2 separate regions of the Mus musculus genome follow, and region 2 is linked to region 1. The links are chromatin loops, found by intact Hi-C in ENCODE. Cell type or tissue: left cerebral cortex. All regions are shown on one strand. Links, peaks and the distances in the headings refer to the core of each region. The heading gives the core; the rest is flanking DNA. Region 1 overlaps Usp12 (ubiquitin specific peptidase 12). Region 2 holds the start of Rasl11a (RAS-like, family 11, member A).

Evidence for each region. Peaks named below come from ENCODE experiments on the same cell type or tissue, not always from the same donor. Only the 100,000 strongest peaks of a DNase experiment are listed, where the experiment ranks them.
Region 2: a loop joins it to region 1, with 2.3 times the contacts of the local background. A loop is called at or near these places in 2 of 42 quality-filtered maps.

Annotation. Positions count from the first base shown.
Region 1 is chr5:146,725,929-146,740,809 of GRCm38, forward strand. It overlaps Usp12 (ubiquitin specific peptidase 12), which reads right to left. Exons shown (of 9, transcript NM_011669.3): 7 at 14,366-14,563; 8 at 13,172-13,250; 9 at 8,884-11,852. The coding sequence ends at 11,751. Among named protein-coding and RNA genes, the nearest start is that of 4930573C15Rik, 30 kb to the left of the region's middle. In left cerebral cortex, for the core only: CTCF peaks have their summits at 7,175 and 8,273 (motif pointing right); DNase peaks (open chromatin) are centred at 6,965 and 8,206; H3K27ac peaks cover 375 bases.
Region 2 is chr5:146,833,422-146,848,302 of GRCm38, forward strand. It overlaps Rpl21 (ribosomal protein L21), which reads left to right. Exons shown (of 6, transcript NM_019647.6): 2 at 763-841; 3 at 1,027-1,088; 4 at 1,571-1,683; 5 at 2,143-2,293; 6 at 2,443-3,611. The coding sequence starts at 775. The coding sequence ends at 2,532. It overlaps Rasl11a (RAS-like, family 11, member A), which reads left to right and starts at 11,650. Exons shown (of 4, transcript NM_026864.1): 1 at 11,650-11,919; 2 at 12,239-12,295; 3 at 12,419-12,498; 4 at 13,587-14,305. The coding sequence starts at 11,796. The coding sequence ends at 14,054. LOC115490268 (a small nucleolar RNA gene) reads left to right here and starts at 1,413; the gene lies at 1,413-1,483. LOC115490276 (a small nucleolar RNA gene) reads left to right here and starts at 1,723; the gene lies at 1,723-1,851. In left cerebral cortex, for the core only: a CTCF peak has its summit at 7,322 (motif pointing left); DNase peaks (open chromatin) are centred at 4,804, 5,048, 8,126 and 8,703; H3K27ac peaks cover 1,993 bases.

The sequences.
Region 1 (14,881 bases), core at 5,251-10,250:
TACACATATACATACACACATGCATACATACACAAATACATATGTACACATGTACACACTACATACATACACATATACATACACACATGCATACATACACAAATGCATATGTACACATGTACATACACACATGTATACACTACATACATACACATATACATACACACTGGTGCATGCACATGTGCACACACACATACACTGTGGGTACTGCAGTCAAATGCACATTCTTTCCCTCACCTCCACAAACACATAATTAAAAAAAAATAAGTAGGGGTCAGCAGTTAAGAGGACCTGCTGTTCTTGCAGAGGAACCAGGTTCAAAAAAAAAATACATTCTGTAAGTTCTGTCCTCTAGAGAACCCTAAGACAATATCCTTCTGCAAACCAAAGAAAGAATGAATCTTCAGCGGCCAAGGCTGATGATCATTGTGTAGGGGACATAGGCATGTGCAGGACGGGCCAACTAAGAGGCCTCATAGAAACAGAGGTGACAACCCACGCTGACACTGGCTTTCCAGGTTTGTGACAGTCTGTTGTTTTGCTGGTATTCTGGATTGAAACTAACACTGAGCGCATGCGTGATGGTCAACCCTGTGCTTTAGCCTTCAAGGAGGCTCATAAATATTTAGGGAGAAGATGAGGGAGCTGGGAGAAAGTTCGATGCATATCCAACATGTTGGCAGATATTTTTAGACATTTAATCTCATCTTAGTGTCCACACAGACAGACTGACCTGTAGAGTCCCTCATCCCTTCACATGTAAGTGCAGAGCCAGTTTTCAAACCAGTTCTAACTGCGAGCCTGACCTTTCTGTTTTGTATTGTTGAACTGTACTGCTTATCAAGGGTATGGGAAAGCCATAGTGTACTGGTTCTATCGACTTGATGCACACTAGAATCGGCCATCTTTGTGACACCGCAAGGGAAGATACTGAAATCCAGTCTTATACACTTGAAATGCCAGCCCGTTTCAACTCGACCTAACCCCAAGTCCCAGTGAAATGGCTTTGCCCTTGTGATGTATCAGGCAGAGACTGATTGGGTGTGGTCCAAGCACTAGGAGTCTAATTAATGGCCAGCCATCCTCTCATTAGCATCCCAGGCCTCTGGGAATTAGAGGCAAAGTCAATTTACTAGAAACAAATACTAGTACCAGAACTCTAGCCACCCCTGCTGTTGCTAGGTAACCATGGGGTGGAGCCTAGATGAAATGCCCACAGTCCTCTGCTTCCCCCTTCCCAACACCCCACACACACACCCCACTCTTCCTCTACTTATAGCCGAGTCCCACCTGCGTTTCATCATAGCCACGACATGCCATGTGCCATGCTGTAGCCCAGGGGCACCCTGCACAGGGCAAAGCTTTCCACCGCCCACTTTGGCTCAGCATCAAAAACTATATTGCTCTGAGTAACATCAAGTTAATGTACTTTGCAATTAGCTCTAAAAGTTTAGCATGAAGAACAGAATGTCATTAATACCTACCGCTTGACATCGCAATGTTCACACTGCATTTAAAAATGGGCCTTTCTTTTCAGTAGGTGTGTTGGTTTGAAGGAGAACGGGCCCCATAGGCTCATGTTTGAATACTTGGTCCCCAGTTGGTGGAGGAACTTGGGAAGATTAGGAGTGGCCTTGTTGGAGGAGATGTGTCACTATGGACAAACGTTGTAGTTCCAAAAGCCACCTAGCACTCCTAGTGCCTCTTGTAGATCAAGATGTGACACACTGGGAAGGCAGAGCTGAGTACATGGAGTAGACTTCCATGAGTTCGAGGCCAGCCTGGTCTACAGAGTGAGCTCCAGGACAGCTGGGGTTACACAGGGAAACCCTGTCTGGAGGGAGGGAGAGGAGATGTGAGCTCTCAGTTATTCCTGCAGCATCGCCTTTGCTCCACCATGAACTTGAACCCTCTCAATGTCTAACAGCAATTGACATTTTTTTCCCCCATAGATTGCCTTGATGGTGGTATTTTATCACAGCAATAGAAAAGTAACTAAGAATGATGTACACAGGCAGTACTGGGAAAGGTCAGTTACTTACCTGGAGCTATGTTTTCTGAAGTTTCCATGACTACAGCTAATCATCTGTCCCACAGACAGCAATTTTGTGTGTCTACTTCCTATGTCATGTGATCACCACTACACAAGTAGTCACCAGTAAAAGTCTAACTAATATAGGCCATTCCTGTGGCCTAAAATAACCACCACTTGGAAAATGGTCGCTAGCCAAAAAGCTCTGCTGGCAAAAAATTGTGGCTAAATAGTCCTAATGTGCACACAGAATATTAGTTTTTCCCAAATGCTTGCACTGGACGAAGGCTTTATCATCTAAGTGTGATGGTTTGAATGGGAATGGCTCCTGTAGGCTCAGTTGAATTTTTTTCCACCATCCACATCTTCCCCCACCACCCCCACCAGGGTTTCTCTGTGTAGTCCTGGATACCTTGGAACTCACTCTGTAGACCAGGCTGGCCTTGAACTCAGAGATCCACCTGCCCTTGCCTTCTGAGTGCCGGGATTTGTGTGTGTGCTTTGGTCTTTCCCGGGGCTGTTGAATCCTTGGCTCCCAGTTGGTGGAACTGTTTGGGAAGCATCAGGTGTGTCGATGGCTGGCAGACTCTGGGGTTTCAGAAGTTCCTTGATGTTCAGTGAGCTGTCTCAGCTCCCACACCTTTACTCAGACATCATGGACACTAACCTTCTGGAAACCATAAGCCCAGTTAAACACTTTCTTTTTTTAAGTTACACTGGTTGTGATATTTTATAACAGTAATAGAGAAGTGGCCAACATACCAAGAGTAGCATTTAAAAAAATAGTAACATTGTTTTCTTTTTCTTCAATACTGTCTACAAGTGACCCAGTGTATGCTTTCAGGAATTTACTAGGGAGCTATTACAAATTAACACTGTTACATAGTAGGTCATGCTGCTAACACTTCATTTTGGAGACAAGGGTCTCATGTGCCCTAGGATGGCCTCAAGTCTCCCGTGTAGCTGAGGTCAGCTTTGAACCCCCAATCCTTCTGCATGCTGGATCTGTAGGCACACACCACCATGCCTGGCTTCCTTGGGTATTTTTAAGAATGTAAGCCTTTCATTACAGAGGCTATAGAATAGTCTCTTCAACCTCCCAGATCTAAGCATCCTTCTGGTTTTGTGTATGCTGAGTGGACATGGCGGGTGCCACCAACTTAACTTTGACATATCAGATCGACTCTTTCTCTTTGAAATCTGGATATAGGCATATTTGACTCATCCTCTTCTTCTCTTAGGAAGAGGACCAGAGGCAACTTCCCAATGGTAAACTGCAGCAATCCACAGCCATCTAGTATGCACCGCCAAGAGCAGCCCAAAGCAGCAAACCCAGACGTGGGAAAAGAAAACGTGGGACCATCTGCCTGCAACCGGTTAGTGGGCTTCCACATCTGAAAAGAGGGGTGAGGCTCCCAAGGCAACTTTGAGCAGGTTCGAAGAATCTGATTTAGGAAGCTTCCAGTGGGGGAGGCAGAGACAGGCGGATCTCTGAGTTCAAGGCCAGCCTGGTCTACAGAGGGAGTACCAGGGCAGCCAGGACTACAGAGAGAAACCCTGTCTTAAAACAGAGAGAGAGAGAGAGAGAGAGAGAGAGAGAGAGAGAGACAGACAGACAGACAGACACAGAGACAGATTGAGCACTGGCTCCCATTTCCTGCTGTCAGCTCCTCCCACTGCTGAATAAGCAGTCCCAGGTATAGATAGGTATGCAGGGCCACACTCCCCACTTCCCAATACTATTCAAGTACAACTCACAAGGCAACTTTCAAGGGCTGTGCTATTATAACTCGCTAAGATGCCTTCAGGATATGGTTGATAACTCTCACATCAGATCAATGCTAGACTGACAGTGAGTTCACAGAAAAGGGATGCAGAGCCCCAAATGTGGTATGAACGTGTTGAGCTGGTAAGCCCAGAATCCAATTAGCACCCCCTGGGTTGAGGTGGTGGCGGGATTCTTCACCTCTGGTCAGAGAAGGAAAATTCTGGGATTTACCTCAGGAACCAGATTTAAGAATGGTTAGTCTGACCATGGAAACAGCTATTTTTCTTGATATTAAGCCAGTTTTTTGTTTGTTTATTTTTGTTTTTTGGTGATGGTGCGTGTGTTGAGGGGGGAGTGTTTTTTGTTTGTTAATTTTTAGTTTTGGGGTTTTTGTTTTGTTTTGTTTTTTGAGACAGGGTTTCTCTGTATAGCCCTGGCTGTCCTGGAACTCACTCTGTAGATCAGGCTGGCCTCGAACTCAGAAACCCGCCTGCCTCTGCCTCCCGAGTGGTGGGATTAAAGGCGTGCGCCACCACTGCCAGGCTATTTTTAGTTTTTAGACACAGGGTTTCTCTTTGTAGTCCTGGCCATCCTGGAACTCACTCTGTAGATCACGCTAACCTTTAACACCTGCTCCTGTCTCCATATGCTGGGACTAAAGGCATGTACTACCACTACTCTGTGTGATGTTAAGACAGTTCTTAAAGTAACCACAGTGTGAGCTTTTTTTTTTTTCTTTTTTCTCCCCCTAGTTTGAAACCAGATAGAAACTGAGAAAACACTAGGAATCACCATGAGCTACAATACATGAGCATGGTGTAAAATATTGTATAACTTTTCTCAGGAGTCAGCCTGGATGAGGACGACTTTGCAAAAGTGAAATACCCACATGGCATGGGCGGCTCAAGTCTATCCCCAGCCATAGCATTAATTAGCATCCTTCCATCCCCAGCTCTTTCAGTCGTGATTTCTAGATCCCTGTTCTGGACCTGCACCCCATGGGTTCCACAGTCATCTCCCCCTGTTCTCTAAAGCTGTGTGCATGTTCCTCTCCCATCAAACCATATATATATATGTCAGTTATGACTTAAAAACAAGGGGGAAACGTGTTGGATGTTCTTATATTCACCCAAAAGGTCTAATGGGTGACAACTTCCTAATTCATTCTTCGAGGCCACTATCACTCTGATATAAAGATTAAAGACAGTACAAAAAAGGAAAGAAAAGAAATGAAGGCTGGGATACAGCTCATTGATAAGAGGGTCCAAGGGCTCAGATTTGACTCTCAGCATCACAAGAGACAAATATAAAGGGAAAGGAAAACCATGAGAACTACAGACCAGTGTGCTGTGGAGTTGGTCTAACACTTGTGTCTTAGTCAGGGTTTCTAGTCCTGCACAAACATCATGACCAAGAAGCAAGTTGGGGAGGAAAGGGTTTATTCAGCTTACACTTCCATACTGCTGTTCATCACCAAAGGAAGTCAGGACTGGAACTCAAGCAGGTCAGGAAGCAGGAGCTGATGCAGAGGCCATGGAGGGATGTTACTTACTGGCTTGCTTCCCCTGGCTTGCTCAGCTTGCTTTCTTATAGAACTCAAGACCACCAGTCCAGGGATGGCACCACCCACAATGGGCCCTCCCCTCTTGATCACTAATTGAGAAAATGCCTTACAGCTGGATCTCATGGAGGCATTTCCTCACCTGAAGCTCCTGTCTCTGTGATAACTACAGCCTGTGTCAAGTTGACACACAAAACCAGCCAGTACAACTTTTTATTTGGGTTTCCAATATTGTAAGAGAATCCTTATGTAAGATGCTGAGGGTCCCTGCCCCCAGTTGGTTCTGATTGGTAAATAAAGTTACCCGACGGCCAGTGTCTGGGCAGGGAGACAGAGGCGGGACTTTAGGATTTGAGGGCAAGGGGACCAAGAAAAAGGATTGCCATGCCAGCAAAGAAATAAGGTCCAAGCCTGAGAGCTGCAGGAGACCAATCACATAAGAATAGAGGAAGAGCGGCCCCAGCCCCTGTCCCCCCATAATTTGATCTAGAGTAGCAAAGATGGAATATAGATTTTAGTAAGGAATAATTCAGGAGTATTGGAGAGGAGGCATTAGAATCACGGAAGTTTGTGAGTGGCCCAGCCATTGAGCTGACTCAGGAATACTAAATATAAGGCTGCCTGTGTATCTTACATTCATTTGAGAATTCAGAACACTGGGGCAGGTAGTGAGGAATGCACAAAGCTGCTGCTGCCACCGCCAGTATCAATCAATGTCCATGGAAAACTGGCCAACCAAATTCTACCAAACGGAACTCAGGAGCCACGTAGAAAGACCACATACCGAAACCTTGTGGTGTTTACTTCCAGAGTGCATGGATAGTTTCTTAAAGGGCCAGACCTGTCCTATGCCACAGTGATTCAATAAGGGTGAACAACACCTGATTACCTCAGTAGCTCAGACATGTGAGGAAATGTGATGTTTCCAATCTGCCCTCGAAATGATAAAAGGCCACGTGGGAAAAACTATAGATGACATCATCCTCAGTGTGAAAGGTGGAGCTTCCCTTGGGGATCATGAAGATGTCCCGCCCCTTTTACAGCTTCCATTCGGAGTGGTATTGGAGGTTCTAGCCAGAGCAACCGGACAACAAAAGGAAATTCGAAGCATCTGAGTTGGAAACAAAAAGGCCTGGCAGTGAGTCTACAAGCGCCTTGCTTGTCACTGCTACATGTTTATGGTCAATGGGCCTGAGAGCAGACACAGGGCAACACAAACCAAACCATGAGGAGATAGAGCACGCCTATATCGACGGCAATTACTCAACCAAAAACCACAACAGAGGTGTGTGCCGGGAGGCTGAGAAAGCAGACTGGTGAGGTGCTGACAGGGGAAGCCGGCATGGGGATGGGAAACACCATGGTTGGTTGTTTTAAACTTGGTACCAGAGGATTCCATATGATCCAGCATTTCCCACATACACGCACACCCAGGAAGAGACAGGCTCAAGGGCTCGAATGTGCACACTAGTGCACATGAGTCTCAATCTGTCAGCAAACGATGGGCCGGGGACAAGGAAATGTTCTTTAAGCGCTGTTTTACTTCTTTGGTTTTGTAAGACAGTTTCTCTGTGTTATTTAAGCTTCATAAGAAAGGACATTCTCTCAGAGGCAGAAGGATGGCAAACGAGACCAGCCTGTGATATTTAGCAAAACTGATTTAAAAAAAAAAAAAAAAAAAGGAAATGTTGGCGCACTCTACTGAGCCTTGGGAACCATTTAATAATAGACACAAAACAAATCCTTCCTAATTCCACTTATGAGGGATGTAAAACAGCCACACAGACACACCTGTGATGACCAGAGGCTCAGCAAGCAACCCCCTGGCGGCCAGACAGGGAGGGAGAGGGGCCATGGCTACGAGATAAAGATGGAGAACTCCCAAGGTGGCTGGATTCATTACCACCCAGATCTGAAACTGGCAGCTTAAACAAAAGCTTTGTGGGCTCTTACCTCCCACCAGCAGCAACTCCCCCCCCCATCCCCCCCATGAACTGGCTCAACAAGTCTGATGCCAGAACAGGACAGGCTATAAACCAGTTGTGAGCCAATCAAACCTTTATCTCCAATCTGACTGACCCTAATTACAGGAAAGAAAACTTCAGATACTGAAAACCAAACCAAACCATAGTCTTCAGCAAGAGACTAAAACTTTGTTTCTTGAATCCCTCAGCCCCACCCCTCTTGCAGAGGGTCTGTGACTGCTGCCTGTTTCCACCCCCACCCCCACCCTCCAACTGCCTTTCCTCATCTGCTGCTGTCTTCTGTGTTTGAGAGGTCTCCACTACCACCTGTCATGCCAGAGATTTCTTTTCCTGCCTTGTAATCCTGTAACTAGCAGAGAAAATGAAGCCGATCAGGACCCTCAGACTGGACCGTGAGGACAGAGTCCCGTCCAGATGTACAGCTCGTTAACTGGACCCTCGGGAAGGGTCAGAATGGCCTTCATTTTACCTCACCGCAATGAAGAAACAGCTACGATTATGAGCGCAGGCACCCAAGTCATAGCCTGGTGGTATACTCTCGGCTGCGTGTGTCTGGTAGAGTTCTCGGTTTCTAGAGAGACAGGAACTCTTTCTGAGATGAGGACGTCATGACTGACTGACATTGGAAGAAGTAAAATACTCTGTCTCGGGCCACAGAGAACAACATCCAAACGTTCTTCCTTCAGAAGCTGAGACAGGCAGACGTGGAGGCAGAGGGCTGGGAGGGACTCTGGGTGGGTGCCGCCCAAGAAGAAGGGCTTTGAGCAAACCTGGGAGGCATGACTTCATCTGCTCCCAGTGAGACGTGTGGGAAATGTGCGACAGACGTGGGAGACAGAAGTCACTCACGGTATGGCACATCCTTCTGACAGTGGGGCTCACTTACTGCTGACAACTGTCTTTCCAGAGCCCCAACAGAGCAGACTTCCACTAGGTGGCTCTCGGAGGGTCAGTTCTCAGAACAGAGGGACTCTGGGAAAACAGAGGGAGGTCCAGAGACCTCACCAATTACAGCTCAGGCTACTCAGACCTGTGAATGCTCAAAACAGAACAGGAGCAGAGGAAGTGGGATAGACAGACAGACAGACAGACAGTGGCCTCTGGGAACTTAGCTCTTAGAAACTAGGGACCTGTCTCAAAGGGCATGCATGCCATTGCGTAACAGCCAGCCTGGACCTGGCGCTCCCTGAGGGCATGGAGGTGGCTTGCTAGGGCAAACAATAGGGACTTGACTGTGACTTCCACAGGCTCTCAGCCTACATTGCCACCATGCCACAGGCCCCAATTGCCGAGGAACTGAGGCTCCTAGAAGCACAAGCCCAAACAGACCTTTCCTTGTTAGAACTTATTCACCTTGGGAAGTCTGTCACAGGGCTGGAGGAGGAGACCCCACAAAGCACTGTTTTCTACGTGTGTGGTTTTCTAGGGGCTCTGGAGAACAAAAGTTGTAACTTGCAGAAGGACTAATACATATTCCTAAAATGTATGCTTCTAATTTCAAATACATTTTGGGCAAAAGGAAAAAAAAGTATAGTTAAAAACCAACAAGCACAAATAAGCCAACTTTAATAGATATTATTTTGTATTTATATAGCGCCTTCTTCAAGAACCTTTTAAATGCTTTACAGACTTCCTCTCTAATTAATCCCCACAACAACCCTGTGAGGTAGGTATTACTCCCATTGACAAGAGGGAGACTGAAGCACAGAGAGGTTAGGTGACTTGCCCAAGGTCACACAGCTAAGCTCACTGGAGAATGAGGACTCCAGCACCTTGCCTCCCAGCTCCCAGCCACATCCCTCCTGAGAGAATCTTTAATGAAAAGTATCTTTACACAAAGTATCAGGAGGAGCGTGTTATGAAAGTGAGGTCTTCCTACGGCCATCATGGAAAGAAAAACCCGATGCTGATGGCTGACGCCATAGCACATTTCCTGGCCCGGCCTAAGCCACTCGGCTCCTGTCTTGAGTAACCTTCTAAAGGCGAAATCCCCATGACAGAAGCCGCATGGCTCAGAAGTGGGCTTCACTTACAATATTTACTTTTAGTTATGCTAATTCATAGAAACTTTTGTTCTAATATACAAAATCTGGGACAGCTGCCCAAGCAAACATGTACATAATAACACAGCAGCTAGCCTTGTCTGAAACTTGCATCTGCCCTCATCATAATCGCAGGCAAACAAACGACAATCCCCTGAAGTGTGTGCTGGGCGGGTCACCTTTGTCACCTTTCTTTCTCACTCCCCATACCTGCCTTCCCCAGTCCCCAACCCAAACCCTGTATGCTTTTTAAGTTTACTGAGTCTCTGATAAAATTCAAAATGTCTTCCTCAGATCCATCTGCACTATAAATAAAAAGTAAATTAGGAGCCAACACCCAGGAGCCCTTCCCCTGCAAACCGTCCAGCGCAGACCTGAGCCAAGCAGGCCTGCTCGCCCGGAGGTTGGCTCCCATGCTACACCTCACCTCATGGAGAACTTAACTAGGTTTTTCCTGCTATGTTTTAACTTCAAAAATGTGTGTGCAAGCAAACACAGTATTCAGTGCTGCACAAGGCCGCCTGGAGGACCCAGCCGCACTGTATGCCTTGTCTCTGAACCCAAGGCTGCAGCCGTGGCATGTCTTAATTCCAACACAATCTGGCGTAGGCCCTCGCAGGCCTGTGCTCCTGGCTCTACCTCCCATGCTCTTGGTTGTGGTTCTCTGTGCGATGCTGGCAGATCACAAACCCAGCCAGGGTAAGGCTTCAGAAACTATCAGAAAGAGTTTGTCAAAGGCCATCTTTTTCTCCCAGCACATCTGTCCACGAAGCCCGATTAGCTAAGTGACCCCGCCACAAATCTGCCTATGGGATGAATAGATGAAGTCATTTCCTGAGCTAAAGGTAGAAAATAAATGTTAATCATAGCAGCACAAAAACATTTCTTTTTGCTGTTTGCTTCTCAGTCAACAGTTTTAGTAAAATAGAAAACCAGGGGCTTTATCAACAGGCCACCACCACCACGGCATGCGGAGGGCAGTGTGAGGCTACCCAGAGTCTGACAGCTTCGACTAGAATCCTCATCCACTTTCTGCAAGTTACATTCAGCCACTGTCATACCACTTGATGCCTGGCGGGACATGGAGACTCCCCGTACTGTTCCTTAAACTCCCAACAGACCTAGTTGTAAGCGTCTGAACACACTGCTCCAATAGGACGATCAGGTCGGGAGGGGAGGGAGGGGCTTCTTTTCGAGATTACTACTTCACCAAAACGTAATCTTCCAAAGGGCGTGCGCTGCCCTGCTGCCGGGGTTCTGGCTGCTCTACTAGCCCTTCCCAAGGCTAAAAAGAGACCGGAAGAACACGCCATGCCACCGCCGCAGCTGTGCACGGTCCTGGGGTTCTGGCTGGCAAGAATGCCGGCTTCACGCTGCGGCTTCCTTTATCATTCTAGCAACAGGGAATTCCTACTTTACTGAAATTAAAGCTTTAAAAAAAGTGACAAACTATAACCAAAGAGGAAATGCTCAGCCAGAGAGAGACAGTCCCTCCTGACAGCACTGACCCCGCTCACTGCAATCTTGCAATCATCTCATGATTATCTTAGTGATTTTAGCTAGAATTTTCAGTTCACCTTGAAAACAGAAACGAACAACAGGACTACTTCAGCTGACAAACTAATAAAATATGCTAAGACTTGCTGGTAGAGTCACTGGCACTTCACACAATGCTTAGACTCAACCAGTTTAAGTAAAATAAATAAGGAAAAAAAGATCATTACAAAGGCAGTCTTTCCCCTTGGGGAATCAAGAAGCCAGTTTTGACCAGCTGTTCCCTCCATGTACATACACTGTATATGATCACACGCTTCTCCAGAGAAGCAGGGTTATCTTTGACCTCCTGACACTGGGCTCTGTGTCTGTGCTCTGTGCGTCAGGAAGGCAACTGCAAGGGTTGGGCCCAAAGGTACTTTCCGGGATGCTTGACAAGACCGCCACTGCTCCCATGCACAGTGTACGCATCCCGCACGCTGGCACACAGTGCAGTGTGCTCAATCAGACTAGCACATCTAATTCTTCCACTGCCCTCCCGAGGAACTCAAATCATCATTGGTGCAATTACTACAGAAAATGTGTTGGCAGCTGGCAGCTGCTTTACACGAGAGCTGGTATCTCTGATTTTACTTCCTTGTGTGAACTGCACAGACAGCATGATTCCTGAGCAAAAAATTCAACTACTGTAACCGGAAGGGCATGTTAATCCACAGTCTTTGCTTTATCGTATGCAAAGTGAGCTACTGCCCTGAGCGTCCTGTGGCTGTCTGTCTGTCTGTCTCGCTTTCTCTTCTTGAACATCCGCTCGATCCTTTCTGAAACAACCAGAGAAGCTTGTAGAAGCTTCTCCCCACCGTGGCTCCTCTCAGTCCCGAGACTGATAGAAAAGGATGTAGCCAGACTCCGAGTTCTTGGAGATGTCAGATGTCAATCCGTAGAATTCTTCAATAGCTTGGGCATCGATTTTCTGTGACACAGAACAGACAGGTTAGCACTTCCAGCTCTGACAAGCTTGTTTTAAACTCCGATGAACAGCAGTGTCTATCCCATGTCACTCAGAACGGAGCACACAGTGTTCAGTGTTCCCCACGGCCGAGGAGAAGTCTGGTAGGAAACACCTTGAACAACAGGTCCAAAGCTGAACACAACAGCTACCCTTGAGCCGGTACCTCTCCTTGCAAGTGTCAGCCGAACCACATGAAGCCCATTAGCTGTCAGCTATTTTGGATGTGTAAAAATGGTCAACCCAACAGACTGGCCTAGCGCCAAGGAAGGTGAGAGACGCTGTCAGTAAAGGACCAACACAAGGACTGATCAGTACGGTCCACACTGACGGCGCGCCAGTGTCTCAACTGCTCTATCCATCCAAGCCACCCGCAGCCAAGTGCACAGTGAGCAGGAGGCAGTGGCGTGCAGTGGGCACTGTGGGGATGAAGCTTACAGCAACGGAAGGACGAGAGCCAGGCTCAGAGGCACTGCGCAAATGTGCTCACAAAGCACAGGAAAACACTAATCACCACCGTAAAACTCCAAACAGCAACAAAGGTGCCTGCCCTGCCTGCCTGCCTGCCGGGGTAAGGCCTCCCTGAATATCCATCTGAGCATGCTCCACTCTGCAAAGGAAGCCCACACTGTTGTGGAGGCCTGACTGACTGAGAAGGAGGCCCACACTGGGTGTGGAGGCCTGACTGACTGAGAAGGAGGCCCACACTGGGTGTGGAGGCCTGACTGACTGAGAAGGAGGCCCACACTGGTGTGGAGGCCTGACTGACTGAGAAGGAGGCCCACACTGGTGTGGAGGCCTGACTGACTGAGAAGGAGGCCCACACTGGTGTGGAGGCCTGACTGACTGAGAAGGGCCCCTATGGACTCAGATGTTTGGATGCTTGGTCTCCAGCTGGGGCATCTGGAGAAGGACTAGGAGGCGTGTCACTGCCAGTGGGCTTTGTGGGTTTATTCCCACCCTCGCCTCTCCCAGGATGGTTTCTCAGCCTCCTGCATGCAGATCAAGGTGTGAGCTCTTCCTGCCTCTATTGTGGACTCTAAGCATCTGAAACCATTAGTTCAACTAAATGCTCTATTTTATAAGGTGCCTTGGTCATAGTGTTCTATCACAGCAACAAAGCCTCAGTATATTGGTTTAGACATCTGTACTTGAACTCTGACTACAAAATAATGCCCTGACCAACTATTTAGTTAATACCACCAGTCCTACAGGAATGAGAAGCTATGAAGGGAAAAGTAAAGAGACATGCCCGACTCCAAGGCACTTAAGAAGCTACTTACTTCTACAATGTCATCATCAAACAACAGCCAGAAATCATGACTCTTAACTATTGCAATATAATGGCCTCGGTTGGGACCACTAAAACAAGAGAAAAAAGAAAAGTTAATTAAAAAAACATTATATTACCTTCTTGTCCTAAATTTCAAAATTAAAAAAAAAATTTAAGTGTGTGTGTGTCTCACACACACACACACACACACACACACACACACACACTGCAGGTGCCCTCCATAGGCCCAAGGAGGGCTTCTGTGCCCTTGGGGCTGGTGTTAGAGGCAGGTTTCGGCCTCCTGAGATGGGTGCTGGGAGTCAACTTTCCTGCCCTAGAGGGATGCTATTCGCTGAGAGATCTGGCGTGCAGCTAGGTGCCACAGCATTTACTTGGCATGTGCAAGGCTCTGGGTTTAGCCCCCAAATCACACACCCCTGCAAGGAAGGGCTACAGGCATATGCATCCACACAGAGAACACATGCCCTGTGGATTCGAGTGGGGCTGTCCATGAATCTGGCTGGCTGGGGATGGCGAACGCGCACAGCGGGACAGTCAGAGCACTGGACTGTTGCGTGTCACATCCACCAGCACTCAAACGCTTCTCATAGTCACTGATGAGAATACACTCTCACACTCGGGACCAGTCTGTCCTGCAAAATCTATTCAGGCAGCATCATTTCAACACCAAAACCAAAAAAGGAAAGGAAGCCAACAGATGACAGCCAAGTTCTATAAGCTGCGATATCGGGCCCTTAGACTCAGAGTCAGACAAGAATGAAAATGAAGGCATAAAGCTAAAGTATTAAAGGTTTAAATGAAGGGGTGATAACGTATGTATTTCAAAAGCTAATTTCAAAACAAACCGATCTTGAGAAAGATGAAGAACACTGGAGTCCAGCCAAGTGTGGGAGCACCACAGACCTGGGTTTCCAGCACGGAGGAGGCTGAGGCCACCCTGGGCTTCACAACAGAGATTCTGTCTTTAAAAAAAAAGATGTGGGGTGCTGGAGAGATGACCCAAAGTTAAGAACACTGGCTACTCCTGCAGAGGATCTAGGTTCAGGTCCCAGCACCCAAATGGTGGCTCACAACTATCTGTAATTCCAGTCCCAGTGGATCTGATGCCCTCTTCAGGGCTCTGAGGGCACCAGGCACAAATGCAGGAAAAGCGCAGTCACAAGCTCTCCAGAGCCGCAGTTACCTTCCACAGTGAACCACAACGGCGACCAGGTCATACATTCTGTCAGGGTTGGTCGCATCTCCTGACGTGTTGAACAGACGGAGCTCTAAAGGAAAGACCACGCGATAAGAAAGCTTCGTGTACCGGTGAAGCTGGTCCATATACTTAAACCTCTTCAGGTGCAGAGCCAGGATCAGGGGCAGTTTCTTAACCTTCATCCTGAAACATACAGATGAAGACAGAATCCAGAAAACATCCACTGTGAGCTTGAAAGAATTATCAAGTTGGTGCAAAAGAATTATGTTTTTGACCCTGTTGAACTCTGACTTTAATACTGGAACAATCTCCCCCGCCCCCTTCTACGTAGTCCTGGCTGTCCTGGAATTCACTTTGTAGATTGGCCTCAATCTCACAAAGATCCCCCTGCTTCTGCCTCCTGAGTGCTGGGATTAAAGGCAGGCGGGCGCCACCACTACATTCTTAATAAATATGCTTCTGTTAGACATCATTTAGTGGACACATCTCACTTCATGCTTT
Region 2 (14,881 bases), core at 4,280-9,279, 110 kb after region 1:
TGCCGGGGTGCCGAAGCCTGGAATTGGCTCGGGCGAGGAGGGTGCCCGCCGGGTCAGCCTGGTAATGATGTAATGGGGACCCTTCCTCTGGATACATGAAACACTTAGGAATTTTGGCCCTAGAAGACGAGCGTGGGGAAGGAAGGTAACATTAAGGCTGCTTAAGACTACAAGGGCAAGGGGTTATGTCTAGTACACCATGCTTTGGAGCTTCCCTTGTGGTTAGGAATGGCGGGTATTTCTGCCCTGGATGACTGGAGTAATCCAAACCTTGTTGGTTTGTGGGAATACACGATCTGGTTCTAAATATGTGTAGTAGGTAAGTTCGTAGATGGTGTTAAATTAGCATTTAAATTTAGTTGGAATGTGGTTTTCTATGCATGCTTCCTAATAGCATTCGAAAGTGCAGGTGTGCGATTAAGAGATTGTTGATAGAAAGCTACTGTAGTAAAATGGAATTAAACAGCATCAAAGAGGCTGAGTTTGGTGGTCTTCAAGTTACCCTGGAGTTGCAGGTTGCAATGTATTGGCTTAAGTTCTAGCATCCAGTCTGATGGTGCTAATGATAGAATTTGGCCTCTTTTGCTAAGAGGAATTGTGGGCACCCATTTTCAATTCCTGTGATTTGGAAGGTTGACGGAGGTGCTGAGGTTGAGAGGGCCTGCCCTGTGCGACAAGATGACTTTTGGGGGTGTGGTTATTGGGACAGTTAATAACATAAACTGTGAATTGTTATTTGACTGATAACTTTTCTGGTTTCAGTAACTCGCCAAAATGACGAACACAAAGGGAAAGAGGAGAGGCACCCGGTACATGTTCTCTAGGCCTTTTAGGAAACATGGTAAGTTTGTTATGTCTGTGCCTGAGGAGAAGTGGCATGTCTTAGTCTGGCTTTGCTTGTCAGAGACATTGTCCTTTACAGTGTATGTAACTGCCGAATGTGGACTTGGGTTGGAAACTGGTATACTCATGAAAGTGTACCTGTGGTTCTAGAAGTCTTGATTTTTTTTTTTTTTCCTTTTGCAGGCGTTGTTCCTTTGGCCACATACATGCGAATCTACAAGAAGGGTGATATTGTAGACATCAAGGTAAGTTGATGGAGTGGAGGGAAGGGCACACGTGTTAGGAATTGTGATTTAATTACTTGAAGTTAATAGCCCAGGATGGGGGAAAAGTAAAAGATACAGTTAAAAATAACCTTATTAGGAATTGAGAGCGCTGCCTCATGCCTTTGAGCCTAGCTAGCACTCAGTGCAAAGGCAAGCAGATTTCTCTAGTTCAAGGCCAGATGAGGCTGTACAGTTAGACCCCCATATGAAGATAATATTTGTTATTAAAGATGGCAGTGTTACGGAACCCCCCGTGAAGGCCGTGTCCTTTGATGGGTCGTTGAACAGATTCTGTCGCTCTGGAACTTAATGATGATTGTCTGTTTGATTGCTTGATGCAATGTGAAAACCACATTTCACCGGCTCTGAGAGTTCTTGAGCTGACCTTGAAAGGGAGCCTTGGTTAGTTACAAGGATTTGAAAAGAGGAATTTCTGGAATAATACTTTTTCTGTTGACTAGGGAATGGGCACTGTTCAAAAAGGAATGCCCCATAAGTGCTACCACGGCAAAACCGGAAGAGTCTACAATGTCACCCAGCATGCCGTGGGCATCATTGTCAACAAGCAGGTTAAGTGAGTAGAGCGCCTTTCTTTGACTAAGTAGCTGGCCTCACCCCCCCTTTCACTTTGCCAATTGGACTTAATGTCTTCATTGGCCATTCAAGTGGGGCAAAGGAAATAACCTTTTAAAACTCAGGCAAACTTAAGTGTTTGTCTTGTAACCTGTCAGGGGAAACATTAACGTTGGGGAGGCCGGATTCTGTGAGTAGTCGGTGCTGGCTTTTATAGCATTAAAACTTCGTTACAGGCTTCCTTTGCCTGGTTTGGCTAAGTTACTGTGGTTTGGGGTCTGTTTTTATCAGAAAAAGGAGCTTTAAAGTGCTCTCGAGGCCTCTTCCTTTGGGTGAGAATGATTGACATGTCACCATGTTGATCTTGGGGGAGTGTTAGTTAACAGCTGTCAGAACAGCGTACATTGTACTGTGTTTCTGAGTGAAGCATTTAGAACTTACCGGTCTTTGCTCATTCCAGGGGCAAAATTCTGGCCAAGAGGATCAATGTGCGGATTGAGCACATCAAGCACTCAAAGAGCAGAGACAGCTTCCTGAAGCGGGTGAAGGAGAATGACCAGAAGAAAAAGGAAGCCAAAGAGAAGGGCACCTGGGTGCAGCTGAAGCGCCAGGTGAGAGCTGCCTTGGCGGTGTTCACTCACTGTTAATCTTGAGGAACCCTTAGAACTTGGCTCACTTTGTTAATAAGCTTAAGAAGTGTGTATTCATTATTTCCAAAAACCACTAAACTTCACTATAATTTCATTTTTTTTCTTACCAGCCTGCGCCACCCAGAGAAGCACACTTTGTGAGGACTAATGGAAAAGAGCCTGAGCTGTTGGAGCCCATTCCATACGAATTCATGGCCTAATGTACACAAAGAAATAAAATACCAGCACCAGGACTGTGAAGTGTTTTCCTTAGACTGTAGTGTGGGGTTTGCTCATTGGCTTTCTTGTTCAGATTTTACTAATTGTTCTAAATGATACAGCTTAGTGTGCAGAAAATATCCTCTTGATTGGAAAATAGCCAAATATTTACAAAACAGGTATACTAGTTTGAAGAGGCTCTATATGGGGGGAGGGGGTGCTGGAAAACATTAGTGGGTGACCAGTAATGGTGGTACAGCTCTAACTCCTAGCACCAGGAGTCCGAGGCAGGGGGATCTTCAGGCTGCATGATGTGCATAGTAGCATGCTGGTATTAGGGAGTGGGTATCTGTGGTTCCCACTTTGAAAATAACCAAAATTCTCCAAAGTGGGCAGACCTAAGCCAGGAGAGGGCTGGCCACAGACATTTGGTACTGCTTGCTGAGAAAGCACTGATTGTTTTCCTAACCTAAAGATTATATATGGCCCACCATACCATCTTTGAAACAATGTGTACTGGCCTTTGGTTCACCTTTCTTGTCTTTGAAGTTGTACTTGGTGGGTGCATTTAACCTTGCCACAGAGTGGGGAGGATAGAGTCTAATGGACCTTAAGTGGTCTCTGGTGGCCATGTCGGCAGTGCTTAGGTTGTAGCCCAGGGTTGGAGTCGGCAGTGACAAGCAAATAACTATATTCTTGCTTGCTGTGGCAGCTATACAGAAATTTACGGTATAGGTAAGAGGGTTCTCTAGAAGTACTACCTGTCTTAGTGAAAGAGATTGCTTGGTTAACATCCTGTTATGTAGTGGGGCTACTTTTAAACTGTGTGAAGTCCCCATTAGCCACCTCCATAGGCAATGGAGCTAACATTCTTGCTACAGTGGCCGCAGCTCATTAACACCTAATGATGTGTTTAACATGTGTCCACATGGTGTGAATGTGGGTACGCATGTGCCCAGTATTCAGTTCACAGAATTGTCATCATCTTCCATCATGTCTTCAGTGAGGGACTCTGCAGATGCCCACCCCAGTCCTTGGTTGTGGTGATTCTGTTAGCATTAAATGCACTGGAGAGCTTCAACTGTTTTGTTAGTGATGGTTTGGTTTTTCGAGACAAGGTTTCTCTGCAGCTCTGGCTGCCTTGGAAGACCAGGCTGGTCTCGAACTCAGAAATCCACCTGCCTCTGCCTTCCAAGTGCTGGGATTAAAGGCATGTGCCACCACTGCTCAGTTTAGTGATGGTTTTTAAGAGTAAATAATTGGCATCCCTGATTGCCAAGGTTAGTGCCTTGGGAAATAGGGTTCTGCTCTAGTCTTTGGTATGTTTTTCATTTTGGCTCACGGGCACTATGGTCTGTTACAAGGCTTGTTTTTCAGAGGTTTTCTGTTCACTTCAGAAACTTAAAGCCTTGAGTTTAACTGGGCTTTGTTTGAGTAAAATCCCTCCATAGCATCCAAGTCTAAACAGAATCAAAATTTAGTTCATGTGTTCCCCCTTCATCCACAGCTTGAAGCTCTGGAGTTGTTGGCTGCTGTGCTTGCTATTAGGGTTGTGTGAGATTGCCATCCTAGTGCATGCAAGCACCTGTTCTAGTGAAAAGTATTTTACTGAGAAAAGTGCCAAGATTATTTTTTTTTCAAGACAGGGTCTCTTAGAGTAGCCAACCTGGGTTGTCCTGGACTTGTCTTGTAGACCAGGTGGCCTTAAACTCACAGATCTGCCCGTCTCTGCCTCCCAAGTGCTGAGAATAATGGTTGTGCCACCACAGCTGGCACTGCCAATATTGATCTATTAAGGGTGTGCAATTTTATGTTCAGGACAACTTTTTTTTTTTTTCTCGAGACAGGGTTTTTCTGTGTAACCCTGGCTGTCCTGGAACTATATAGACCAGGCTGGCCTCGAACTCAGAAATCCGCCTGCCTCCCGAGTGCTGGGATTAAAGGCATGCGCCGCCACGCCAGGCTAGGACAGCTTTTGAGATGTGAGGACTGCTGTGTTGTATGTGTTAGAAAACTGCAAGAATATGGTAGAACTGAGACATGGTATCTTGTCATGGAGAAACTGGGCTGAGGATAGCTAATATATGAATGGATGGTTTGTAAAGATAGTATTTCTGTAGTCTGGCTACCATTTTGCTCATGAATACTGGGATGTAAGAAGACCTGGAAACGTAGGAGTGCTTTGTTTTTCCCAGGAAGTCCTGCTGTCTGCACATGTAGCATAGTCACATGGGACCAGAGTGAAGGATGCCTAGACGTCCTTGTGCACTTGACATGATTTCTCCTGAGCAGAGGAGAGACCTTCCGTTCTGGAAGGCTAGTGAAGCTGACAGAACTCAGATGAGCCTCAGGTCTCAGCAAGTATATGATATTGGACCCCTCAAAGGGTTGCCGCCCACAGGTTGAGAAGTGCTGGATTAAGGGAATTTATTTTCAAGATTCCTATTCAGAAAAAGAATTTCCATTTGATGTAAAGCATAGCAATTTTCTAAAACACAAATGCTCACACTGAATGTACAATGGTCTTTAAAAATAGGCTTCACAATTCTGCTGCCAGTGCTTGAATTAAGTGGAAGTGGAAAAAGCTGGGGGCTGGAGAGATGGATTCTCTTGCACAGGACCAGGCCCAGTTTTCAGCACCCACATGGTAGCTCACAACCCTCTTCAGGTCTCTGAGTATATTAGACACACGTACACATACATACGTGAAAATGTAACACAAAAAAGTTAGTTTTGCCTGGTCGAGATGGCACTGGCCTTTAATCCCAGCAGGCAAATCTCTGAGTTTTAGGTGAGCCTGGTCTACAGAGCAAGTTCCCAAGACAGCCACAGTCACACAGAGAAACCCTGTCTTTACAAAACAACAAAATGCCCCAAGCATTTTCGTTAGGATCACTTATTAAAACTTGCAAACTGGGGGCTGGAGAGATGGCTCAGCGGCTAGGAGCACTGACTGCTCTTCCCTGAGTTCAATTCCCAGTAACGACATGGTGGCTCACAACCATCTGTAATGGGATCTGATGCCCTCTTCTGGGGTATGTCTGAAAACAGTTATGTAAAAATGAAACCTTGACACTGGGCGTGGTGGCGCACGCCTTTAATCCCAGCACTTGGGCCAGGCGGATTTCTGAGTTCAAGGCCAGCCAGGTGAGTTCCAGGACAGCCAAGGCTACACAGAGAAACCCTGTCACAGAAAAACTTAAAAGCTTTGCAAACTGATAGGTCCTTGTTACTGAGTTTAAATTTTGTTTCATCTTTGCAGTTTTGCAGGGGAGGAGGGTGTCTTTCCGACCCCTTATTGAAGTACTTTTATTCTCCAGATGATACTCAGTTTCATGACTTTGAATATCACATAGATCCTGACAATGACCCTGCCCTATAAAGCTCTCCATCGAAGCTGTGGCTTTCTGACTTTTTCCTTAAGTGACTTCTAACCCAGAGCTTGGCTATGGTTGCAGTTCCCCTCCTGCTGCGCCTTTGATATGCCAGGCACCCACTTCTTCAAAGCGTTTGTGTTTGGCAGTTCCTTTGCTGGAAAGCTTGTCCTACATTGATGCCTGTGGTCTGTCCCCTCTCCATATTCAACCTCTGCCCAGATTTTGTCAAGACCGTCTCCTAATGGCCTATAAAAATAGCAAACCCCTTTAGCATTTTTCTGTCCCTTTATTCTTTATAGTACTTATGGGAGTTTGATTTTTTTAACTTAGATACAGCTTTCTGTTGAGGTCAGGGATACTTATTGGAATCTGGTCTGCCAGGGAAAGAGGACAAAGGACAGCGCCTTACTTACAGCCTTGCTTCTGAAAGAGGTGACAACCTGGAGGAGGCAGAAGACGAATATTTAAGTAAGATGAGTCAAAGGGTGCTAGGGATGTAAGGGAGGACACAAAGGACAGTTGGTGTCAGGGCTCTCTGGCTGCTCCACCCCCGCCCCCGTAATGCATTGAGTTTGCAGAAAGAGGGCAAGGGGTTAGCAGAAACAGAAAGCTACCTGCAGCCTTCTGTCCTTGCGTGGTGCACTGATTGCCACCCAGGCTCCAGCATCTTCTCCCTTTCCTCTTGCCACTTGCTTGACTTGAGCCTACAGCCTCGGGAAGATGACAGACCAGTCTTTCTTGTGTCTGCTGGTCCCTGTTGTAGCTAATTTTCCATTTGCCCACTACAGATCTGGCTTCCACTTCCACCATTGTGGTGCAACTAACCTTAGAGGTTGCCGAAATCTTGTTGACAACATTTAGAGCCTTTTTTCAGATTAAAATTTTATCTCCCTAATAATAATTGGCAGTGCCAACTAGTTTTCTTTTCCAGGAGCCTCTGCCCCTCCACTCAGGCCACCTACGAGGCTCCTCAAGGCCCCACATGTGTTGCTTTTCTTTGGTTCTATGGTTATCAGCACCAAATGAACCTGAGAACTTGCTGAAAGTGGAGATCACACCAGTACTTGCATGCCTTAATCCCAGCAGGGAGGCAGAGACAGAGGCAGGAAACTCTGATGTAGAGACCAGCCTGACCTACAGAGTGAATGCTAGGACATCCAGGGCTGCTCAGTCTCAAAACACAAAAACCAAAGTCCCAATAAAACCCTCAACAAAACCAAAACAAGCAAGGAATAACACTAAGATTGACCTCTGGCCTACACATGCACATGCATGCACACGGAGTGGGAGATAAGATTTGAAAAAATCAGGTCTGGAGAGATGGCTCAGCGGTTAAGAGCGCTGACTGCTCTTCTGTAGGTCCTTAGTTCAAATCTCAACAACCACATGGTGGCTCACAGCCATCCGTAATGAGATCTGACTCCCTCTTCTGGTGTGTCTGAAGACAGCTACAGTATACTTACATATAATAATAAATAAATCTTTAAAAAAAAGATTTGAAAAATTTTGTAAACAAGTAATATATAGCTGATGAATTAAAGTTAATTCCTTCGCTACAGGGGTATCCGAGGGAGCGAGCAGGAATGTCTGATAAGCAGTTCTCAACACAAAGATATTCTTTTTGTGTTCTGTGCCAACACCCATCACATTACCAAGCAGAGACTGGGTTTTCAATGGTTGAGACAATGGAGGGAGGTGGTAGAGGGCAGAGGCTTGGTTCCTGTGCTGGGGAGGACCTAGAGCCTCCAAAGCTCCCATGAATTCAGTGGTCAAGGGCTTTCTACAGAGTAAAGCAGGCTTGTGGCGCATACTTTTAATCCCAGCACTTACTTGGGAAACAGATGCAGGCAAATCTCTGAGGGCTAGGAGAGTGAGTTCCAGGACAACTAGAGCTACATAGAGAAGCACTGTTTCAAAAAAGGGCCGGGGAAGACATTGATTGACCCTCAATATGGATGGATGGTGGGTGGGATTATTTATCAACTACAGTGGGCCCCTGGGCAAGTCTCACTGAAGGGCTAGAATTAAGCTTTCATGTGGCTGAGAAAGAGTTAATGACGTGTCCAACCTGCTGTTACTTGATATTTGCCAATCCTGCCCTCCACACTCATGCTAGACACCCACAGATTTGTGTGGTGTCTGCCCACTCATTCCTATTATCTTTCTCAGATCTGTCCAGCCTGCCTGTGTTCCACTGGTTGCCACAGCTTTACGTAACTCTAGACACAAATATAACACGAAACAGAACCCAGGCAGCGCTGATTCAGGAGAGCCTATTTATAATTCTCTGCTTTGGGGGCTTATTGTCTTCACAATATTTTGTGAAGGTTATTTTGCGTATCTGTAAATGTGAAGAGACCTTCCAAGGAGGATGGAGCCCCATTCAAGTTCTTCCAAGCAAGAGGCACTCTAAGGACAAACGGGAGCTGAGAACGGGCTCTGGAATGTTCTCAACATGTGGGTTGCGATCCCTTTGGGAACATTTATCATATATCTCATATCAGATATTTACAAAATTATACTTATGAAGTAGCAACAAAGATGGTTTTATGGTTGGGGGGGTCCCCACAACATGAGGAACTGTATTAAAGGGTCGCGGCATTAGGAAGGCTGAGAATTATCGCCTTAAACAGAGAGACGGGACATGAGTAAGGGAATGAGAAGGTAGCCTCAAGCTTGAATCAAAACAGGCAGCTCTCTCTCTCTCTCTCTCTCTCTCTCTCTCTCTCTCTCTCTCTCTCTTTCTCTGTCCCTCTCTCTGTCACAGGAAATCGCAGGCTGTTTGTGACAGATTGCATTGGCCCCTGTTCAACTGTCGTACTCTGATTTTTATTTTTCATGATATTAATAGATAGTGTCTCTAGACCTCTGGGAGGAACCAAGACCACGCAAGATGGGGTCACCGCCACCCCAGCCTTTGCCAGCTGTTTGGAGCATTGCTTTCCTTTGTTTACATTTGCCTGCTCTGGTTCATAAGATGTAATACATAATCTTTTTCTTTGACATGGGCTCTTATGTAGCCCAGGATGGCCTCTAACTTACTACATAGTCAAGGATAGCCTTGAATTTGTCATCTGCTTCCGGGGTACTGGGATTACAGATGAAGGCCACCACTCCTAGTTTATTCTGAGCTAAATCTAGACAAGCTCCAGGGTGTACTAGGGAAAGGCTCTGCCACTGAGCTGTGTCCCCAACCCAAGAACTACTTAAAAAAATTTCCGGCTAGTGGTGGCACACACCTTTAATCCCAGCACTCGGGAGGCAGAGGCAGGCGGATTTCTGAGTTCAAGGCCAGTCTGGTCTACAGAAGGAGTTCCAGGACTACACAGAGAAACCCTGTCTCGAAAAACAAAACAAAACAAAATTCATAGTTCAAGAGGCAAAGCAAGGTAGTCCTCTCCTCTCTCTCTATTTGTGTGAGAACTGAATGCTACAGAAACCATCTTGTGTCCATCAAGGAAAGACCAATTGACTCCAAGAAACAACAGCCCTGCCTTCCCAAAGCTTCTCAAAAGGCTTTGGAAAACAGCACTTACTCAGTGGCTTCTTAAACAGCTCTTCTATTCATGGTGCCCACTTCCCCAGTTAGGAAGGCCCTGCTTCATGTCTCTCCGGCTAAAGTGAACATTAGTGGGAAATGGTTGCCTTGTGAAAAGATTACAGTCCTGTACCACTTAACTATGGCAGGCCTCTCTTGGAACATCTTTTTCCAGGATCGTCAGAACAACAGATATATACAAGACTTTTGGCTATTCCATTTCTTTGGGGGGGGGGGACACGTTTTGAGACAGGGTTTCTCTGTGTAGCCCTGGCTGTCCTGGAACTCATTCTGGAGACCGGGCTGGCCTCAAACTCAGAAATCCACCTGCCTCTGCCTCCCAAGTGCTGGGATTAAAGGCGTGCTCCACCACTGACCAGCTGGCTATTCCATTTCAAACAGTAGAGTCAATGCCCATCTATTTAATCATTCCGAAGGTCAGCCAAATGGTGTGTGTGTGTGTGTGTGTGTGTGTGTGTGCACAGAAGAAATCATTAAACGTAAACAGCCACAACCGACGGGACAGGTTGGGGTCAAGGAGGAGTCACAGAACCTGGCTTGGGCTACTTCGTGTATGGAAGCCCATTTATTGGCATGTTCGACAGCAAAACTAGACCTAGTTGTCTGTCACTTTCTACGTGCTAGCCCTTTTCCAATATGGCTTGCTGCTCTGACCTTAAAGGGCTAAAGCATCATTTCTCCACCTTCTGAACTCATGCTGGCATCAGGGTTTGCTTTGGTCAACAGAGTGCACCAGGAATGATGGGTTCTGCCCTAGAGCCACCCAGCCTCCAGAGGTCTTGTCTACTTTCCCTCACCGTCTTGGGGCTCTGCTCTGCCACTCTGGGGACAAGCCTTGCCAAACTCCCCAATGAGCCAAACTTGAGTGAGTTGGTGATGGAGCAACTCAGCCTATTTCCCTAGGGCTCATAACTTCTCAGTTATGGCCTCAGAGAGCTCAATCAAGCTTGTCAGAGCCTGGCATAGATTAGGAAGAACAGGAGTATGTGGCATCGGGGGCAGTGTCTGGGGAAAAAGGGGAGGGAGGGGGGCTGAAGAGATGGCTCAGCTGTTAAAAGCACTGGCTGCTCTTCCAGAGGTCCTGAGTTCAATTCCCAGCAACCACATAATGGCTCACAACCATTTATAATGGGATCTGATGCCCACTTCTGGCATGCAGGTGTACATGCAGATAGAATACCCATGAAAGTAAATAAATCTTTTGAAAGAAAAGTCTGTTGGAGCGAGCCATTGAGTTCTGTGTGATTTGTCATGCCGTTCAAGCTACCTGATAAAACTAAGAAGGAAAAAGGGAAAGAATGAGGGTAGGACTGTCTAGACAATTGGGCAGATGAGACTAAAACACAGCCTTGTCATGGTGGCATCCAAGAACAAGGCCATGTTTATCTTCTGGGCCCTTCTCCCCACGCCCTATCCTGAGTTCCACCATGTACCTACCAGGAAATCTTTGAATAGTAAGGTAGGTCCAGGCCCCAAGTGTGTTGCTCATTGAATTTGAGTAAATCTGTTCACAGCAGAAAGGGGCTGTGTTTGGATGCTGAGCTGTGGGCATGACTGCCCCCTAAGGGAGTTCACAGGGAAGTGACTGCAATTACCTTGATTCATACTCAATTAGTTAATTAGGAACCTTGCCCTGGCTCTACCCATTTCCTCAGTGATGTCACCCCTCAGGACCCTTTTAAATTTTTTAGTTGTTTATATTTGAGACCGGGTTTTACGTAGTCCAAACTGGCCTTGAACTCAAACCCTCTATGTGACCAAGAATAACCTTAAACTTCTGACCCTCCTGCCTCTACCCGCTAAGCGCTAGGATAGCATGCCAGTGTGCCACCACACTCAGTGTACAGGATGCTGAAGATCAAAATCAGGGTTCTCATTAGGACTGTTTGACAAAGACACAAAAAGGGATCTCTTTCCCATTGTCCTAGAAACATCCAGCCAATTGAAACTTTTGCTCTTTCGGTGGCTCAGATTCATGCTCTAGGCTGGTGCTCCAGACTGGAGGCTGCCTCCAGGACACGGCAAATACAATTTGAGCAAAGGCCTCCCCTGGGCTGCACCGGGAGGAACCCGCGCAGCTGGGCGGGCAGAGCGCGTCAGGCAGCCTTGAGGAGCGCACGCCCGCGGGTGACAGTCCCCTGCTCGGGCGCTGCTCCCACCCTTCCAGGAAGGGGCGGGGAAAAGGAGGCGCCAGAGGCAGCCACCGCGCTCCCGGAGCTCTTTAAAATCCAAGAGCCTGGGCAGCACCGCTGGCCGCGCCACATCCCGGCGCTGTTGTGTCCGCGCGTATCCAGGCGGCTCTCGTGCAACGCGGTCTCGGGACGCGCCCATGCGGCCGCTCACCATGTCTGGGCACTTTCTGCTGGCCCCCATCCCGGAGTCCTCCTCTGACTACCTCCTGCCCAAGGACATCAAGCTGGCCGTGCTGGGAGCGGGTTGTGTGGGCAAGAGCGGTAAGTGGGACAAAGGCGCGCAAAGCCGCCCAGGGACAGCGGAGGGTCTTCACCCGCAGGGATGCCGGGATGCCGGGATGCCGGGATGCAGGAAGACCCCTGCCTGTTGCTTCAGAGGTCCATTTCTGAGCTCTGGACGGGGTTGGTGCCTGTTGAGTGTCGCTCTAGTCCGGTCCATCACATTCCGCGGGGAAAGGCACTCCGCGGTGGCGGGGCTTTGTCCCGGGAACCTGGGGGGACGCGTGCTGTTCCTTTGAGGGCCCAGTTTGGAACAGCTTGACCCACTTCTTCAGCTGATTTTCCTACTTTATTTTTTCAGCAATGATTGTGCGCTTCTTGACCAAGAGATTCATCGGCGACTACGAACCCAACACAGGCAAGAATGTTTCCGTGCTTCCTGGCTCTTGTACTTGTATCTCTTTGCCCTCCCCACCCCTCTCTCTTTATTTTGCTCATGGGGCCGTGGGAACTTAGATGCAAATTCCTCTTCGTTGTACAGGCAAACTGTATTCGAGACTCGTCTATGTGGAGGGGGACCAGCTATCCCTACAGATCCAGGACACTCCGGGAGGCATTCAGGTAAGGACTGTCAGGAGGGTATGTGGTGCAGGCTGAGGTGTTTGGCTCCAGGATCTCAGTGAGATGTCTCAGCATGCCCAATATGTAGGTGTGGGCACACAAGGTGTGCTGAGGGTTGGGATGTTGGATGCCCTCCTAGGTGGCAAGAAATGGTTGATTAGAACTAGTTTCCTCTTAAATGCTAATTATAATTAGTTAATTATTTTAAAGATTGCTGTGTAGCCCTGGCTGGTTTGTAGTTCAGGTTTGCTTGGACTCCTTATAATCTTTGATGCCTCAGCCTCCCAAGTGTTGGGATTACAGGCTGAGCCACCCCCTCCCAGCAGTAGCCCTGACTGACCACTGGTGCCCGAGCTGCCTAGGCGGGCGGGCATTGACACTTTCAGAGCACATCCTGGGACAATCTAAAAACCACAGCCTTGGAACTAAGGGTCCAGTTCAGTAGTAAGGATTCCTGGGTTCCAGCACCACACTGAAAAAAGCATGGAGTAGGTGGGATTCTGGAGGGAGTGGGGTTTGCGTCCTGGCTAGGGCTGTCCCCCTCTCCCCCCCCCAAAAAAAGCTAGGGAATGTTTTCTCAAGCCAGTAATTGCAATCAGATAACCTTTTGGCTATCACTGTGGAATGCAACTTAACTAATTGCTCAGCCCTTCTAGGGAGGAAAAGGTTGAGTGGAGAGCCCAGAGAATGGAATTTGTTTCTGCAACATTCTCAAGAAGTTGACTGCTAAAAATATTTTTTTATGGGCTTGGGAATAGATATTTATGTTGGGCTGTTTCCAGGGTTTTGTTTGTTATGAATTAGTTCCCTGAAAACGAAGCCGTTCTGGTCTGTAATTATTCTTAAGTGGTTAGAGTTCACTGGAGACTGCCTGTGGAAAAAGTAGGTTACCAGTCTACATCCAGGCCAGCTCAGAAAATAATCCAGGTTGAGCACTTGTCTGAGGCTTTCTGCAGAAAGCCTCTTGTAGAAGCTAGGGAGAGCCAGACAGCAATACTCAGTGATCTCTCTGTCCAGTGTTCCTACAGGGGCTACTCCGGTGTCATGTTTGAGCTTCTTTGACCAGATTCCATTTTGTTTTTTCCCAGGCCCAAGACAGCCTCAGTCAAATGGTGGATTCTCTGACCAAAAGTGTGCACTGGGCAGAGGGCTTTCTGCTGGTTTATTCCATAACAGACTATGAGAGCTACCAATCCATCCGGCCCCTTTACCAGCACATCCGGAAGGTCCACCCTGATGGAAAAGCCCCCATCTTCATCGTGGGAAACAAAGGAGACCTTTTGCATGCCCGGCAGGTGCAGACACACGAAGGCCTTCAGCTAGCTAATGAGCTGGGCAGTCTCTTCCTTGAAATTTCTACTAGTGAGAACTACGAAGACGTCTGTGATGTGTTCCAACATCTCTGCAAAGAAGTGATCAAGGTGCACAGACTCGGTGGGGAACGGAGGAGGGCATCCGTCATTCCCCGGCCTCGATCCCCCAACATGCAGGACCTGAAGAGGCGCTTCAGGCAGGCCCTGTCCTCCAAAGCGAAAGCGTCCTCCGCCCTGGGGTGATCCAGCTCAGATAGACTGGCGGGTTGCTATTATTACTACTAGACATTTGTGCAGCCACAAAGACTGGCCCTTTCCCCCTTTAAAACATATTCAGAGTTTATTTTTATAATGACTTTATTGGCTTTCAAGTGTATGTATATTTCTGAAAATTCAAACAATGGATTTTTTTTAAATGTGTTTTTTTTTTTTTGTTTTTTTGTTTTTACTGTAACTGTTAGCCACTCTTCCATTAAAGGCAAAATGGCAATACTATTCCTTGTTTTCTGAATGTCTTTTTATAGCAATCTTGCTTGCACCAGAGCCCAGAAGTGCTTAATGCTTGGCCTTGAGTCTGAACTCCGATTGGTGTCTTGCTGTAGGGAGGGGGGCATGCAGAGGGAGTTCGCGGTGTGCGAGAGAGGTATGTGGAGGAGGGAAAAGGGGTTTGAATAAGTACGGGGTGTCCTTAATTAGGGCGCTTCTTCACAGTCAGGAAGTTCACACTGGTTTTCCAGCACAGTGGTTGGTCGGTTGAGAACTGCCCAAAATGTTACAACTGTATTTATTTATTATTTATTTACACAAATGTGAATGTAGCCTCTCTATAGAATATTTTAGAAAACAAAAGCAGGGATGGGCTGCTGGCCTTTGCTTGTGATTCAAGCCCTTGGAAGGCCGAGGAACAAGAGTCAGGCCACCCTGAACAATACATGAGAACCCCATAAAAAAACCAAGCCACAAAGAAAAAACAACAGCAACAATTAAAAAAAAAAAAAAAAAAAAAAAAAAAAAAAAACACTGTCTGGGAGCTGGAGAGGTGGCTCAGTGGATAAGAGCCCTGGCTGCTC